Linked DNA regions of Homo sapiens: all the other regions are linked to region 3. The links are chromatin contacts, found by Hi-C or POLR2A ChIA-PET in ENCODE. All regions are on one chromosome and are shown on one strand. Each heading gives the region's core, a stretch centred on a gene start or an enhancer-like site at or near the end of the contact. The rest is flanking DNA. Distances are from core to core; before and after follow the strand shown. Region 1 has its middle 17 kb from the start of FBP1. Region 2 overlaps FBP1 (fructose-bisphosphatase 1). Region 3 overlaps AOPEP (aminopeptidase O (putative)).

Evidence for each region. A loop is a pair of places that touch in the nucleus more often than their neighbours do. ChIA-PET counts read pairs that join two places held with the same protein, here RNA polymerase II (POLR2A). Pooled maps may share reads with other maps.
Region 1: a loop to region 3 is called in a pooled map, with 2.8 times the contacts of the local background. The contact joins two enhancer-like sites. A Hi-C loop is called at or near these places in 1 of 168 maps with a recorded cell type or tissue (mammary epithelial cell), 3 of 37 single-sample maps with no recorded cell type and 9 of 50 pooled maps. POLR2A ChIA-PET finds 5 or more read pairs at or near these places in 4 of 52 experiments (A549, Caco-2, HepG2 and 1 more).
Region 2: a pooled map shows a loop between it and region 3 (2.2-fold over the local background). The contact joins two enhancer-like sites. A Hi-C loop is called at or near these places in 1 of 50 pooled maps. POLR2A ChIA-PET finds 5 or more read pairs at or near these places in 2 of 52 experiments (PC-9 and activated T-cell).

What each region holds. Positions count from the first base shown.
Region 1 is chr9:94,654,358-94,658,268 of GRCh38, reverse strand. No RefSeq gene overlaps it. Among named protein-coding and RNA genes, the nearest start is that of FBP1, 17 kb to the right of the region's middle. Within about 2 kb of position 1,893, at least 9 of the 41 ENCODE cell types and tissues checked have a DNase peak (open chromatin) inside an H3K27ac peak, as active enhancers do.
Region 2 is chr9:94,602,112-94,606,112 of GRCh38, reverse strand. It overlaps FBP1 (fructose-bisphosphatase 1), which reads left to right. Exons shown (of 7, transcript NM_000507.4): 6 at 537-656; 7 at 2,541-2,980. The coding sequence ends at 2,732. Among named protein-coding and RNA genes, the nearest start is that of FBP2, 10 kb to the right of the region's middle. Within about 2 kb of position 2,677, at least 6 of the 41 ENCODE cell types and tissues checked have a DNase peak (open chromatin) inside an H3K27ac peak, as active enhancers do.
Region 3 is chr9:95,002,191-95,006,089 of GRCh38, reverse strand. AOPEP (aminopeptidase O (putative)) reads right to left here. Exons shown (of 17, transcript NM_001193329.3): 12 at 870-932; 13 at 474-548. Among named protein-coding and RNA genes, the nearest start is that of AOPEP-AS1, 59 kb to the right of the region's middle. RefSeq lists silencers at 750-1,039, 1,130-1,319, 1,330-1,579. Within about 2 kb of position 1,934, at least 29 of the 41 ENCODE cell types and tissues checked have a DNase peak (open chromatin) inside an H3K27ac peak, as active enhancers do.

The DNA of each region.
Region 1 (3,911 bases), core at 644-3,143, 350 kb after region 3:
GTGGGTTAAGATGGCAAGTCGGGGGGGCCAGGTGCGGTGGCTCACGCCTGTAATCCCAACAGTTTGGGAGGCTGAGGCGGGTGGATCACCTGCGATCAGGAGTTCGAGAGCAGCCTGGCCAACATGGTGAAACCCTGTCTCTACTAAAAATACAAAAATACCAAAAAAAAAAAATAGCTGGGCGTGGTGGCATGCACTTGTAGTCACAGCTACTCGGGAGGCTGAGACAGGAGAATCGCTTGAACCTAGGAGGTAAAGGTTGCAGTGAGCCGAGGTCACACCACTGCACTTCAGCACCTCAGCATGGGCAATAGAGCGAGACTCCGTCTCAAAAAAAAGAAAAGAAAAAAAAGATGACAAATCAGCTTATGGCAGGGGCAGAAGAGGAGGCCTGGCTCACAAAGATGGTCTCTATGGACGCAAACCTCCCCCAGCAAGACAGCTTTTCAGCTATTCTTGGATTTCTAGCCCTTTTGAATAGCCATCTTAAAATATGCCAAAAAGTATATTTTGGAGTGAAATATTTTCATTTCCTTCAATATACTTATTATTCTGATTGTGGTGGTAGTTCCATGGGTATAGACATGTGAAAACATACCAAAGTGTGTATTTTCAGTGTGTGCAGTTTCTTGTCTGTTAATTGCACCTTGATGAAGCTGTTTTGAAAAAGGAAGATCTTCTTAGGATTCCTCACTTCCTGTGACTCTCCCACAGCAGCTGGGGGAATGGGCCAAGAGCAGAATCTGGTGACAAAGTAGCCTTGGGTGGCTTGGTTGGCCACACACGCCACTGAAAGCACCTCTCCCAGGAATCCAGTCGCCTCCAGTGCCTGCTGAAGCAAGAAAACCCTCCAAAGGATGACTCCAGCTGTGTCTGCATCATAATTAAGGCTGCAAAAACCCAAAATGAATGAAGTCTCCCCAGCTAATGTGCCACTTCTAATTTAATCTAATTGGCCTCTGAAAGAGAGCCTTGGCCTGCCTCAGAGGCAAAATCTTCCAAATGAAGTGAATTTAAACTAATTTAAGCTAACTAATTACAAACTGGGGGGTATTGTCACAAGACAATTGTTATTGTTCTTTGATTGCTTGCTCAACTGGATTATTTGCTCATTACCTTCAGAGCTGTTGGGACTTTCATGGGGTGCCCCTTGCCGCACATCAATAAGGCATTCTACAAGGCAGCCTGGAGTGGAGGGTCCCCACACCAGATTGGCATGGGAGCGCTGAGGATTAGCTTGGCTTTCTGCGTGTTTGGAGAATCTTAAAGCAAATGCACAGCATGTGCTGCTCATTCAAATAACCTGCAGCTAACTACACCTCTTTTTGGAGACGTAAGTTTTTCTTTAGCTTCGGGATGTAGGTTATGAGTTTTGAGGTCATCTGTTGAACCAACCTCTTTATTGTTCAGTCGTTCTGACCTTGAGATGCAGCTCGTTATACCTGGGTAGAGATCTGAAGCAAAAGTGGGGAGAAAAAAAAGACCTGTATCCAAGCCTGTTTCTCAGCAGCTGTGTGAGGTAGCTGTGCTGCCACACCTCTCTGAGCCACAGGCAGAGATCTGGTGGAAAACGCATGAAATTTGCAGACCCATCTATCTGCTGCTTCTGGTTTGAGCTTCAGTTCCCTCCTCCCAGGCATGTTAAATTTAGCCTACAGCTGCCTCCTTACTTATTTTAAGTGTAACAAATGTTATGTTACATTTGGGACCTGTGTGGCTAAAGGCTTCTCTGCACAAAGGGAACTGTCACTTAACTGGATGTGAAAGGGGCTGTAACCTACTCTTGTGACAAGCAACCATACTTCAACCACTCACAGGTGGCCAAGTCTTCCAACTGTGTTCGAGTAAGGCCAACGCTGAGCTGTAGCCAATCAGGCTGTTTCTCTGCCTCACTTCTGTTTTCTGTGCTTCACTTTCCGTTCTCTGCCCGTAAAGACTCTCACCACACGGCAGCACCAGAGACGCTCTGAACCTCTTCTGGTCAGGGGGCTGCCTGATTCCCATATCATTCTTTGCTCAATTAAACTCTGTTAAATGTAGTTTGCCTCAGTTTTCCTTTTAACAGGCAGAAACTACCACCTCACAGAATTGCTATGAAGACTGAACATGGTCACTCTGTGAAAACATTTCATAAACTGTGTGTCGCTTGCGAATGCTGTTATTTTTCTCATCTGTAAAATAAAGGAATTCAACCAGGGGATTTGAATAGTTTCTGTATTCATTTCCTGTGGCTGCCATAACCAAGCACCACAAATCGGGTGGTTCATAGCCACAGAACTGTGTCCTCCTGCGGTTCTGGAAGCCGAGTCTGAAATGAAGGTGGCGGCAGGGCTGTCCTTCCTCTGACGGCTCAGGACGAGTCCTCTCCTGCCTCCTCCAGCTCCAGGCGCTCCTCAGCATGTGGCTGCTTCGCTGGGTCTCTGTCCCACCTCCACATCACCTTCTGCTCTGTGTGTTTCAAATCTCTCTCTGCCTTTCTCTTGTGAGGACACTTGTAATTGGGTTTAGGGCTCACCTGGGTAATTCAGGATGATCACATGGCAACAGCCTTCACTTGATTACATCTTCAAAGACCCCATTTCCCAAATAAGGCCACCATCCCAGATTCTGGGTGGACACTGTGGGCAGTGGCACCATATTCAGCCCACTGCAGCCCTCCTTAGCTCTGTGGTCCTATCTTCTTCTGGATGTTACCATTTGGTCTAAATTTCAACCAGTCTGAGTTGCATATTGAGTGGTACAAAAGCAATGGCCACATTTGATGTTTCTTGTCTGAGAATGTATGTTTCTTCAATATTTCCATGAAAAATATGCATCGAATATTTTACTACGGTAGGAGTAGGGGCCAAGTATAGGGCAAAAACTTATTGATTACAAGTTTATGCAAATTAGACAGCAAAATGAAAATTTCAAGCAGCCTTGGCACTACAACAAAAAAGTCTGTCTAGCAAGAGATTGGATTTAATTATTAAGAAAGTTGGGGGCCGGGCCTGGTGGCTCATGACAGTAATCCCAGCACTTTGGGAGGCTGAGGTGGGTGGATCACCCGAGGTGGGGAATTTGAGACAAGCCTGACCAACATGGAGAAACCCTGTCTCTCCCAAAAATACAAAAATTAGCTGGATACGGTGGCACATGCCTGTAATCCCAGCTACTCGGGAGGCTGAGGCAGGAGAATCGCTTGAACCCAGGAGGTGGAGGTTGCGGTGAACCGAGATTGCACTATTGCACGCCAGCCTGGGCAACAAGAGCGAAACTCTGTCTCAAAAAAAAAAAGAAAAAAGAAAAAGAAAGAAAGTTGGGAGAGTGACTGTCCCACTGTGCTGTTTGATAGAATCAGTGTCTCTGGGTTAGTGGCTTTTGGCAGATGTCTGCTAGTCTAAAAAGCCACAGTTGAGGGTAGAAAGAAGAAGATTCTAGAAAGAATGCTCATAATGGACAATAATAGCTCTTTCTACTTCCGGGGAATCTTTCCATTTGGGAACACTGAAGTGCTTTGCAGACAGTCGTTACAATTACACAAGCGTTGGGATGTCCATGTTCTCGCTTCCTCATGTTAGACATTGAGCCACTGAGGAAGTCTAAGGACATGGGGTGTGTCATTGGAGAAGTGCCCCTAGCTGACTGTTGAGGGTAAGCAGAGCCACAGCCTCCAGATTTTATTCAAGGTGAAATGGACATTGGGTGAGCTCTCTTGTTCTCAGATGATCTGCTTTATAGTACAGGACTAGGGCCATAGCAGTTGCCATCAAAGTGGCTGGATTTCAATTACCTCCAGCCTGTGGACTGACAAGGTCTGGGTCGACTGTCCCTCCCTCCCTTAGGCTGGACGTGCTGAGGCACATGTGATGGGGAGTTGCTGGGCTGGTGACCACCTGACATGTCCTCTCTGTACTTCCTTCCCCAGCATC
Region 2 (4,001 bases), core at 1,428-3,927, 400 kb after region 3:
CCAGGCTTTCTCTCCAGCTTACTCATCTCTCCTTTCACCTTATCCTGGATTCCCCTCCTGCCCCCAAGCTCCGCACACGCACACCCGAGTCCCACAGGCTCCTCCTCCAGGACCATATCCCTCTCCACATTGCTAAGCAGACACTTGTGCAGTTTCCTCTCCTGTAAATTACACACTGCCTCCCACCCCTGCCCGGTTCCTTAGCTTGGTAACAAACTTTCTCAGCCTTTAAGGTGTTACTAAATGGTACAGTTTCTGTAATGCCTGCCTCAGCCCCATAACCAGAATCAACCATACCCTCGTTGGGGCTTCTGTGGGCAATCTGACCTATTGTGAGATGATGAGAGGCTGTCTCCATTTTTCCATTTTCTATTTATTGGGAACAGGATTCTCATCACATTTTTTAGCACAGCCCCAAATACATACCTTGTAGGTGCTCGGTGAATGGATGTGGAATCAAAGAAACTTAGGAGACACCAAGAAAACTCTCTTTCTTATTTTCTGCAATCCTAATTCTTGCTGGTCTTAACTTGCAGGATAATTCAGCTCCTTATGGGGCCCGGTATGTGGGCTCCATGGTGGCTGATGTTCATCGCACTCTGGTCTACGGAGGGATATTTCTGTACCCCGCTAACAAGAAGAGCCCCAATGGAAAGGTAAGGGTGTCCCCTGGAGAGGGAGTGAGGAGCAGATTTCACTTGCAGCCCACGCGATTTAGTTTAGGAAGAAGAAAGGTTTTGCTAGCTATTACGCTCCATGCTAGGTTGCTACGTGTGTCTGTAGCATATTCTTTTGTGGATTAAAGGTAAAGCCAGACGATATCAACTAAAGATAAAAATAGTCTCTTGAGAGCCCTTCCAGTGCTATGGCAAAAGAGAATGAACGGTCAGGACGAGGACTGAAAGTCCTTAGGGCTTCCAGTGGATACAGGGCTTGGCTGGGGCAAAATGAATTCCATTCATAAAGTGAAATGAAACAACCCAGCCTCACTTCCAAGGCAGCGAATCAAATGTGTATCCTCAGTAGAAGTCTTCTTTGATTGCTTTCAAAAGGTGTAAAACAGAGGTAACTAGTGAGTCAACATCCACTACTTGGAAAACGATACCTTTTAGGGGAGGAAAGAATCTCTGGGGAAACCTAGAGCTTTCAGGTGAGCCGTCACCACCGACTCACTAGTCCAAGCCCATGGTGTTCCCAGCAGGCTGCAGGGTGGCTGTGCTCCCTCACGCTCGCTCAGAGCTGCCCTGCTTTCCTTCTGCCAGGGTGACAGTGTGCTTCCTTCCCAAGTATTGTGTCCTTCTTATGTTTTCCCAGTGGACAGATGGCTTTTTAGGCAGAGTCTTACTCGTCGCCCAGGCTGGAGTGCAGTGGCGCGATCTCAGCTCACTGCAGCCTCTGCCTCCTGGGTTCAAGTGATTCTCCTGCCTCAGCATTCTGAGTAGCTGGGATTACAGGTGCCCGCCACCACGCCCGACTAATTTTTATATTTTTAGTAGAGACGGGGTTTCACCTTGTTGACCAGGCTGGTCCTGAACTTCTGACCTCAAGTGATCCACCCGCCACAGCCTCCCAAAGTGCTGGGATTACAGGCATGAGCCACCACGCGTGGCTGCCTTTTTTTTTTTTAATGCAAGAGGAGAACAGGAACAACAGTTCCCTTAAACACAAAACCTATGTGTTTGGATGTATTTGGGTCTGTTTGCAGCATGTGGCATCCAGAATGAAGGCATTTCTATTTACTGAAACCATCATCCAGCTGTAGCTGCCTCGGGCATATCAACCTGTGTGGTTAGCCTGCTTTCCAGCACTTTTCTCTAAAGTCCCCCGAAATTGTTCCTGAACACAAATATTGAGGCTCCTTCTTTTTTTTTTTGGTTTTTCAAAACTAGCCATGACACCTATGTGGAAATAGACTCAGGAAACACCTGCAGAAAGCTGTCGCTCAGTAGGCAGACTGCATGAAAAGGCATACAATAAAAAAGTTAATATTTAAAGGTGAATGCCAAGACGTATAATACACTGAATTCCAACCCAAAAGCCTTCGGAGAATCGTAAAAGGAATGCACACAGAGTTGCAAACAATATCACACTGTTTGGAGGAGCCGGTCTGCTTTCCAGATGTCTGTAGCCAGACACCACCATGGATTTTTTTTATTGCTTTTAGAATAGGCGAAGCTCCATCCAACACACACAGAATCACTCATTAAGTCCAGTTTCCATGGTATAAAGAGAAGGCAATGATCGCTTCTGCCAAAATGTCATTCTGTCCAGTATGCAGGTGGTCTGTCTCACATTTGCATCAGGTAATCTATTGCTGGCACTGGCTTGATGAATGGTTGAATTTAACCAAATGGTTAACTGTTTTGTCTCAGATGCAACCTGGGGTGGGAGGAAACTTTTACAGCCTCACAGGAAGGAAAAATACAGTATTCGTTCCCTTGGAAACTCCCACCAGCTCTGCATGTTTTGCTGCAGAAAAGTCTCTTTTTTACGCAATACCTTCTGATACAAGGAGGCCGCTACCCGGTCTTGTTTTCCAGCTGAGACTGCTGTACGAATGCAACCCCATGGCCTACGTCATGGAGAAGGCTGGGGGAATGGCCACCACTGGGAAGGAGGCCGTGTTAGACGTCATTCCCACAGACATTCACCAGAGGGCGCCGGTGATCTTGGGATCCCCCGACGACGTGCTCGAGTTCCTGAAGGTGTATGAGAAGCACTCTGCCCAGTGAGCACCTGCCCTGCCTGCATCCGGAGAATTGCCTCTACCTGGACCTTTTGTCTCACACAGCAGTACCCTGACCTGCTGTGCACCTTACATTCCTAGAGAGCAGAAATAAAAAGCATGACTATTTCCACCATCAAATGCTGTAGAATGCTTGGCACTCCCTAACCAAATGCTGTCTCCATAATGCCACTGGTGTTAAGATATATTTTGAGTGGATGGAGGAGAAATAAACTTATTCCTCCTTAAAAAAAAGTCTCCCTTGCTTTGTGTCAAATAATAATGATGATGACAATAATAACTGCTGATGCATATAACATTAGATAACTCATTTAATCTTCACAATAACCCAATGAATCAGATACTCTGAATAATCCATTTTATAGATGACAAAATGGACGAGGAGAGGTGAAGTAATTGGCTCAAGGCTTCCAGCCAATGAGTGGCAGAGTGGGGACCTGAATGCAGGCAGCCTGGCCACTGTGAGCCAGCATACGGCTTCTCCTTCATGTCGTCCCGTTCAGGCCTGGCCCATCATTCCCCAGCCTTGTTCAGGATTGCAGCTGAGGAACCATGCAGCCTGAACATGGCGACTCACGCCCTCCTAGAAATGGGGGAGCTAATGGCTTAGTGGTGGTACCTGCATGTGACCCTCTGGCCTCCCAAACATGGATGTAACCATCTGAATCCCAAGTGAAAGTTTACTGTTTACCCAGTGGTGATTTTTCTTTTTCTTTCTTTCTTTCTTTCTTTTTTTTTTTTTTTTTTTTTGACGCGGAGTCTTACTCTGTCTCCCAGGCTGGAGTGCAGTGGCGCAATCTCGGCTCACTGCAACCTCTGCCTCCTGGGTTCAAGCGATTCTCCTGCCTCAGCCTCCCGAGTAGCTGGGATAACAGGCACCCATCACCACACCCAGCTAATTTTTGTATTTTTAGTAGAGACGGGGTTTCACCATATTGGCCAGGCTGGTCTCAAACTCCTGACCTCATGATCTGCCTGCCTCAGCCTCCCAAAGTGCTGGGATTACAGGTGTGAGCCACTGCGCCCAGCCACCCAGTGGTGATTTTTCTATAAAAGCACGGCACTTAACTCACAAAGGCTAATAGTTCCTACAGTCTAGTTACCATAAGAAAAAGGATTCACTACAAGAACAGGGTTTAAGGAAATGCAATTTGTTGCAAGCAAGCAGGCTTCTCACTAAACTCTCTATAGAAACAGTTTCTCCCTCCGCTAACCCTGGTCTTACTGGACCAGAGTCCAAGATCGTGGCAAGCTC
Region 3 (3,899 bases), core at 685-3,184:
TACAGTAAATAAAATTCCTCCTAGTGTTTTAAAAGTAATCCACTTCTTTCTTCTTCTCTCTCTATTTCTTAGATGACTCCAATTTAAAGTCTAGGTGAGAGAAAGTACAGCATGGAAACCTAATACTGTGGGCGATTTATTCGGAACACTTTTCATTTTTCAGAGGTACCTTAACACTGAGATAATAAACACTGCTGATCTAAAATAATAATGGAACCCACTTAAGTCCGATTGCTGTATTTAATGAGCATGAAACAAATTTCATGGGCTACTCTCTCCTAATGAGACTATATAAATGATCATTAGCCTTATCGACCAATATTTCTGTAGAATTTCCCCATATATTAAATCTATGGTTTATTATAACAAAAACTTTTTAAATTAAACACTACTCTATTGTCATGACCAGGTCCTCACGGGGCAGAAGCGGATTTACCAAGACCTGCACCGAGTACCGTCTCGGGAACCCCTACCTTTTCAAACACCTCTTCCTTCTCCCTGCGCTTCCGTTTTCGGGGTCTCCGGTTCACTCCAATCCATTTCGTGACCTGAGGTTCAAAAACCACAGCATTTCAAAGAAGGCGACAGGGTCCTGACGGCCATCCCCCAGCGCGAGAAAGCAGAGACCCCCGGCCTCGCGACCTGGTCTTCCCCGCACCTCGGGAGGCCACCCGCGCCCGCCCGCGGAACTCGCCGGGCGCCTCACCGCAGGGGCCGCGACCTTCGTCACGGCCGCTCCCCGCGCCCGAGCCGGAGCCTGGCGGGTAGTCCCCGCACCCGCGCGCCGCAGCGCAGAGCCAGGGCCTCTCGCCAGCCGCGGTCTCGCGCCGGCGCCACCGGGGCGCAGGGACCGCGCCGCCCGCACTCACCTCGGCGCGCACTTGCCGCGCAAGCCCGCACTCCGCCCCGGCGCGACGCTCCCTCTGCAGCGGCTGCGGGGGAAGAGGACACAGTCAAGTTTACCGCGGGAGCGGCCCCGGCCTCCCTGCCCCGCGCCCGCTAACTCGGCGTGCCCGCCCCGTACCTCGCCCGCGGCCGGGGAGGACGCAGCGGCGGCGCCGGAGCCCGCGCCCTGCGCCCGCCCGGGGTCCGCATCACCTCAGGCGCGGCGCGGGCGGCGGGCGCGGGGCCTGGGCGGCGGCGCGGGCGGGCGGGCGGGCACCGAGCGGGGGCGGGGCCTGCCTTAAAGGTATAGCGGCCGCGCCGCCTCCCGCAGGTCGCCCTCCCGCCCGCGCCGGCATTGTATTGTTCTCCCCACGAACGGCGTGCTCCCGCTCCCGGGCTCCGGCCGCCCCGCGCCCCCGCGCACCTTGCCCCCGCCACCCCTCCCCGGGCTCCGGCCGCCCCGCGCCCCCGCGCACCTTGCCCCCGCCACCCCTCCCCCGGCTCCGCGCCCTGCGAGCGGCTTCCCGGCAGCGAGAGGGGCCCGCGCCGCCCGCCGCAGGCTGGAGGGAGCGGTGGCGGGGAAGGAACCCCGCCCGTAGCCAGCGTAGCGCGCTCCTGGAGTCGGAAACCTGGTCCCGGTGGCTTTCGCGCAGGGAAAGTAACTTTCCTAGTGGAGTTTTCTCCGGGACCGGGTTCTACGCCCTCGAGTAGACGTTTCCCAGTGGCCCCTCGGGGCTCCGGGCAGCGGCAGGTGACCTCCCGGGGGGCGAGGCCAGGGCGCAGAGAAACCCAGCCCCGCGCTCCCGCGAGTGTGGACCCGCAGCCCTCAGACTGCCGTGGACCCCCAGAACCACTGGGTAGAATTTAAAAAGAAGGGGTCAATCTGTTTTCATAATTAGGGAGAAAGTTTACACTTACTTTATAAAAATGTGCGATACCCCAAGATTTTCCTCCACCCGCCAAAGGCCTTCTCATCCGCATCAGCAGTTGCTGGAACCCGCCTGCCGGTGAGGGCGGGCCGGGGCGGAGAGTCGGGTTGTCCTGTTGCTTGCTGGGTCTTGACCATCCCTTTAACTTTATCACATTTCTTTAAAGAAAATCTGTCTTGCCCTCTCTTTATTGCTACTCCATCCTTCTTTCAAGATCAAAAGGTTTAGATCAAAGCCAAGATCAAACTCACTACTTTAAATAGCAGCAACTTTGCCATGGAGTATTTTACACAGAGGAGCTTAATGGAGACATCAGGAATTTATCCCTTCATTCCATATTCATAACTGGACTACTTAAAATTACACGGATGATGTATGTCTATTTCCTAAAACAAACAACAAGTCTGCTCAAATGAGGGATTCTTACTGTTTCCAGGAATACAAAAAAGTTGAAATCTAGAGAGCAATATAAATAGACGTGTTAACCATTTTGCGTCATTATTATAATAGCTAAGTGCTACGAAATGTGTGCTCATTTGCTAGAGATTTTTCAATGTGTTATTATATCTTTTAGTATAGACTGTACAGCCATCATATACAATTTTTTACTGTAAAGGAAATATATATAAATAGTTAATGGTTTGGAAATCTTGCACATAGGCAGGTAAATAATTATAAATGGTGAAGTGGATTATTCTGAGCTGCTTAATTTTAAAGGGAAAGAGAACTTTAAACTCTTCAACCTTTTATGCTGCTAATAAGAGTTCCACAATCAATAGAAATCTATCTTGGCAGGCACTTCCTTTTACCCACTAGAATTTTTTTCCTTGGGAGTTCACGATCCCCAGAAACTGTGATATGAGCCATTCAATATTGATGTACTAAAACAGTGCTCTGCTTAAATACAGTTTTTCAACATACAGTCTTGGAAGAAACAAAATCCAAAATAAATTCCAATAGTCCAGTAACAGGAATAAAGACAACTATTGCAAATTAAATCTTACAGACTTATATGAAAGCTGTTGTTAACAGCTGGGTACTAGTTATTTGAAAAGTTTTTTCCCTTTGCAGTTTTTAACTGGTTGCAGTCACACACGCGCGCGCGCGCGCACACACACACACACACACACACATTCTTAATTCTATAAATCCCATTGAACCACTGGAAAGATCTTAGAAACTGAGACCTGGAAACCCTGTCTTGCTCTGCTACTGACACAGTCTCCTTTCTTCCTAGCACCCAGATCATGGATAACCTAACGGTTTCCGGCATGAGCTGAACAAAGGAAACAGCCTACTGTCACTCTGCTCTTCTAGGATTTTGCTAAGTAGGAAGCAAAAGCTGTGACCCATCCTAATTGCCTCTTGTCTCGTTTGTCCTTTGTCCCCCAACTCTCCTCCCAATTGCCATCCCAGAATCCATCCTCCACAGAGAAGCCAGAATGGTACGTCCAAAGGTAATTCAAATGATACCACTTTGCTTCACTGAGAATGCTTTTCCATCTCTTCTTTGCGTGGTAGCCCACTTATCCTCTAGTTCTGGGTTTAAGCAGCGCTTTTGCAGAAAGGTCTTTCCTTACTCCCCAGTCCAAATTATGTCACTCCACTATACTTTCTAATAACATTCTGTTTATTTCCTTTAGAGTGATTCTTAGAGCAGTTTTAAGTTTATAGAAAAACTGAGCAGAAAGCAGAGTTCCCATATTTGTACCCACTCACCAGCTTCCCCATATTTAACATATTGCATTAGTATATTTATTATAACTGAGGAACCAATATTGATACATTATTATTCACTAAAGTCAAATTTACATTAGGGCTCACTCTGTGATGTTCAGTTATTATAGCTCTTTTAAAAATGTACTGAACGTCTCTCTCCCCAGCTGGATTTTATGCCCCAAGAAGAAAGAGATCCCGTATCTTTTGTTCTTGATTTTTGTTCAGTCCACCAGAAACATTGCCTGGCATATACTAGAAATTCAATAAATATGTTATATAGTGAATGGAAGGATAAAGGAACAAATGAAGGACACCTAAAATTTCAAGGGGGAGAAGTCTTAAAATGAATATCTTTCTAATTACCTC